Regions from separate parts of the Mus musculus genome. Here region 2 is linked to region 1. The links are chromatin loops, found by intact Hi-C in ENCODE. Cell type or tissue: gastrocnemius. All regions are shown on one strand.

The links. Peaks named below come from ENCODE experiments on the same cell type or tissue, not always from the same donor. Only the 100,000 strongest peaks of a DNase experiment are listed, where the experiment ranks them.
Region 2: a loop joins it to region 1, with 9 times the contacts of the local background. A loop is called at or near these places in 19 of 42 quality-filtered maps.

The regions. Positions count from the first base shown.
Region 1 is chr9:99,579,919-99,582,418 of GRCm38, forward strand. It overlaps Dbr1 (debranching RNA lariats 1), which reads left to right. Exons shown (of 8, transcript NM_031403.3): 5 at 221-445; 6 at 2,104-2,184; 7 at 2,399-2,500. Among named protein-coding and RNA genes, the nearest start is that of Dbr1, 5.4 kb to the left of the region's middle. In gastrocnemius, a CTCF peak has its summit at 974 (motif pointing left); a DNase peak (open chromatin) is centred at 917; H3K27ac peaks cover 265 bases.
Region 2 is chr9:99,457,691-99,460,190 of GRCm38, forward strand. Nme9 (NME/NM23 family member 9) reads left to right here. Exons shown (of 10, transcript NM_001165957.1): 2 at 2,000-2,103. Among named protein-coding and RNA genes, the nearest start is that of Nme9, 2.7 kb to the left of the region's middle. In gastrocnemius, a CTCF peak has its summit at 1,288 (motif pointing right); a DNase peak (open chromatin) is centred at 1,300.

The DNA of each region.
Region 1 (2,500 bases):
TGGTTGCTGGGAATTGAACTCAGGACCTCTGGAAGGGCAGTCAGTGCTCTTAACCGCTGAGCCAGCTCTCCAGCCCAAGCTTAGTATTTTTATCAATTTTCTTAAAGTATCCCTAGGATGAATTAGCACAGAAAGCAAGAGGGGGTGCATGGTTGGGGAGGGAGTTGTTTTGGGTTGCTCTCTTTCTAAGGATTTTCTTTCTGTTTTTCTGTCCTTAAAGTTAAAGCAGCCTGTACATATATTCTTGTCTCATGATTGGCCAAGAAATATATATCATTATGGCAATAAGAAGCAGCTTCTTAAGACCAAATCTTTTTTCCGCCAAGAAGTGGAAAACAGCACCCTGGGGAGCCCCGCTGCCTCGGAGCTGCTGGAGCACCTACAGCCTGCGTACTGGTTCTCCGCGCACCTGCATGTCAAGTTCGCAGCCCTGATGCAGCATCAGGTAGGACAGAAAACCAGAGAACCCAGTTTACGTCTTAGGAGTTGCTCCCTCAGTACTCAGTGTGGGGAGAAATGAGCAAGCGATGACAAGCAGGGTGGGTGTGGGGGCAGGGCTGAGGTGCTTGAGGGTAGCTGCTTCAGACTGGTACACTGGGGTTGGTCTAGTTTTCGAGAGGGAAAATTTCCAGTGAAGTGCATGGTTGAGCTGAATCTAAAGTGCCAGGAGGAAATAGAGTCTATGAGTGTTTTAATAGAGGGACCAACGTGTTTGAAGACTGAAAGGTCCCAGAGCCCAGCTCCTGTCCCTGAGGTGTAGAGACAGAGACAGCTGGAGCAGAACCAGAACTGCTTCTGGACAGAGCCTGGGCACCTGTTCCTTCTAGAGTAGGTCCACGTTAGAAAGGGCCTTGGAGGGATGGCTCAGCAGTTAACACTGGCTGCTCTTCCAGAGGTCCTCAATTCAATCACAGCAACCACATGGTGGCTTACCACCATCTCTAAAGGGTTTGGTGCCCTCCTCTGGCATGTAGGTGTATATGCAGACAGAGTATTCCTACATTTTAAAAAAATACATAAACTTAAAAGGGGGAAGGCTTTGGGATATTTCCAAATAAAACTGTTTCCGGAGCATTGTACCTCCAGTGCAGAGAAGGTTTGCTCCAGTAGCTTTGGAAAGCATTGTGTGTCACCTCCACAAAGACAGTGCCCTTTGGGCCATTAGACCTCTGAGAAGGTCTCTAGAAGCAGAAAGAAACCTCCAGCTGCTGACCCACAGTTCAATTTTGTTGTTAGCTTTTTTTTTCTTATTTTTTTTATTTTAACAATTTATTTATTTTATAAATGTGAGTACACTGTCAATTTCCTCAGACACACCAGAAGAGGGCATCAGATCCCGTTACAGAGAGCTGTGAGCCATCATTGTGTTTACTGGGAATTGAACTCAGGACCTTCAGAAGAGCAGCCAGTGCTATTAACCGCTGAGCCATCTCTTCAGCCTCTTGTTGTTGTTGGGGTTTTGTTTGTTTGTTTGTTTGTTTGTTTTGAGACAAGGTTTCTCTCTATAGCCCTGGCTGTCCTAGAACTCACTCTGTAGACCAGGCTGGCCTCTAACTCACAGAGATCCACCTGCCTCTCCCTCTGGAGTGTTGGAATTAAGGGCATACGAGACCATCTAGCTGACAGACACTGTGTCCATCACATCCCAGACTCTATTGTGCCTGTTTGTAATCACCTTTGCATCCTTAGCTGTAGACACGCACGGTTTGAGCTGTGCTTCTTCTGATTAATTCCTGTAAAAGAATCATAAAGTACAGGTGTTTAGCAGCGGGTTTCTGTCATTTGTTTGTGTGAGTCACTTGTGTCACGCGTGTCAGTGTTTAACGACATGGTGATCATCATCGTCATCTCAGTGTTTGTTCTGAATTATGGAAGAAACGGCAGCCAGCAGTAGTTAATGCTTTCCACATCATTGCCCATGTGTGTGCAGACTGCCTTCCCCTCTTCTCTTCTCTTCTTTCTTATTTATTTCCTCACTTGGTAGTCATTCTTTCAACATAGAATTGGGAGCATGTGTAAGAAGTATTATTTCTCCTCGATTCAATGTATGAATTCCTTGTTGTGATGTTTTAAAATTCTTACATCGTGGTTTGTATCATCTAGGCCACAGATAAAGACCAAGCAGGCAAAGAAACCAAGTTTTTAGCCTTGGACAAGTGCTTGCCACACAGAGACTTCCTTCAGGTAAGAACAAAAGGAGTCATTTTACAAAAGTCCTACTCTTCCAGTGATTTTTAAAGAACTAGCTACTTCCAAATTTATTTGTGCTATTTATAATTTACGTTTTTGGGAATTCTTTGATGTTGCTTATGTTAACATTTTAAAATTTAATTAATTTAAAATGATTAGACTGTTAAATATAAATGAATTACCTAAAATTTCCGATTTTGTCCTCTAGGTGTTAGAGATAGAACATGACCCCAGTGCTCCTGAGTACTTAGAGTATGACGTTGAATGGCTTACTGTTCTCAGGGCCACTGATGACCTGATTAATGTGACT
Region 2 (2,500 bases), 120 kb before region 1:
CATGACTCCTCAGCATTCAAGAGCACTCCCTCTCTCAAAAACCCCACTCCTTTCCAACCCCTTCCTTTACTGTTTCCACAGATGTGTCCTGAGCTGAGACGGCTTTCCAGAGCACATCCTAGGTTTCCCCTCCGTTTCTATGTTCTACTCTACGGGCAATCACAGTTCTCATTCCAATGCTCACCTCCAAAGTAGCCTATCTATGTGAAGTCTTTCCTGACCTCCACTTTTCCCTCCATGGGAGCCCCCTAAGGCTCTGACAAGCTCCCCACCATATTTCCAGTTTGGCACACCCTCCTGTCTGTCACCCCAGACTCTAAAACAACAGTGTTAACTTTTCTATCTGGCATCTGCAGCAGACTGACCCAAGCCTGGGGCCAAATGGAATCCAAATATTTCTAGTCCTGTTGATCCAGTGTGTGTGTGTGTGTGCGCGCGCGCACGCATGCATGTGCGTGCGTGTGCGTGCGTGTGCGTGCGTGTGTGTGTGTGTTGGCACACTCTCCAGTCGGAGAGATTATGAACCCTTTAGATGGTGCCAAGGGTTAACAGTTGTACCCATGCGTCTGCTTTGAGAAGGTAAAATCAGCTCTGGGGTGAAACAAACTATTACATTTTTACCAGTGGTGAAAGGACAAGCATCATGTATTATTTTTTTGAGACTCTGCTATGTGCCAGCTGCCCTGATAGGTGCTTACGTGACCATGGCTAATATTTCCTGAGCACTGACTATTCCAAGCCTCCTTTCAGTAGTTCAAGAGTGGAAAGCTCTTCAAAGACATCTTACTGGACAGGTTAGAGGAATGAACACACACACACACACACACACACACACACACACACACACACACACATCTCCTTTACAATGTAACCACCACAGGCTGCTTCCCTCTTTTCGCAAAGACTAGACCTTGCCTGGTTCCCTCTGATAGCAAAGGCTAGACCCTGCCTGGTTCCCTCTGATGGCAAAGGCTAGACCCTGCATGGCTCTGGTCCATATGAGTTGACTCAGTCTGTGCAGGTCCCTTACAGGCTTTACAGTTTGCTCCAATCACCAGGCGGGGGAGTGGCAAACCCAGCTCCAACACCCACTAGAATGGGCAGCATGAAAGAAACCCAAGTTCCCTTCTGACAGTCTCTCGGGTTCACCTCTTAGGAGAAAGATAAGTAAATGAATGCTGCTTTACCCAAAGCAGGAGGCTTTAAAATGTTATTTAGAAAACATACGTGTACGAGTGTTTTGACTGAATGTATGTCAGAGCACCATGTACATGCAGTAAGCATGGAGACCAGAAGAGGGCGCCCGATCTCCTGGAACTGGAGTAAAGGCAGTTGTCAGCTGCCCTGTATGTTCTGGGATCAGAACCTGGGTCTCTATGAGAGCAGCGAGTGTTCTTGACCACTGTGCCGTCTGAGCGGCATGAGAGCAAACGGCGGCTTTTAATGCATCAGGAGAAAAGCCACAGTTGCTATTATCAGTGGATAAGAGTCACCTGGAGGCTACTGGTCATCTGTACTGACCTACTTTGGGAGTAGTCTGTGTTCTCTTCAGATATTCACCGAGTAACACTCCGTGCCAGGCCTGATCCCCGAAAGGTAAAGGGGTCACCTTAAAAACAAGCTGCTGCTTCTTCCACCTGTACTCACTTCAGCTCTTCCTTCCTCACCCCCCACTCTCCTTTTAGACAGGTTCTCATGTAAAACAAACTCGATTGTAGTTGAGGATGGAGGGTCTTGAACACCCACCTGATCTTACTGCCTCTGCCTCCCAAGGGTTGAGATTACAGTTGTGAGCCACCGTACCCACCTGCTTCATTATATTTCAGATCCAAATTTTCATGTTGGAATAAGGGATGGCTATGTTTCGTGCTCAATCCTAATCCACTAGGCTTACACCTACCCAACAAGCACGTCCATTGCAGGGGTTAGAGGGATGAGAGCAGACTGTCACCATGAATGTGACTGTCTGATAAGCATTGTCGTTCCTTGCCTCCGGCAGTTGTGGACGTCTACCAGGGCTGGTGTGGACCCTGCAAACCCATGGTTAGCCTCTTCCAAAAGATGAGGATCGAGGTTGGCTTGGACCGTCTCCATTTTGCTTCGGTAAGATTCCCTCTCAGCAAAAAGTCACATAACAGCTTAAACAATTTAACCACAGAAGAAGCCAGGGCCAGGATGCTCAAGCTGCCTTTCAGATGGAAAGGCACCAGCTGTCACTGTGTCCTGTAGTTCCTCTAAACATACAAGCGCCAACCTCACCACCAAACTGTATGCAAACATGTCACTCAGTAGCATCTGCATATCTGTCTTAGTTGGTGAACACTGCTGGCTGAAATGTTACTTCCAGAACCCAGTGTTTCAAGACTTCCATCTTCTAGGTCATAAGGGGGATCTTTGAGCAAATGTTTGCTTAAAGTACAGGAATGGGAATTCCATAGAGATGTGCAAGAGACCCCACCGACACCCCAACACTGATGGATGATGAGGTTCATACACACTA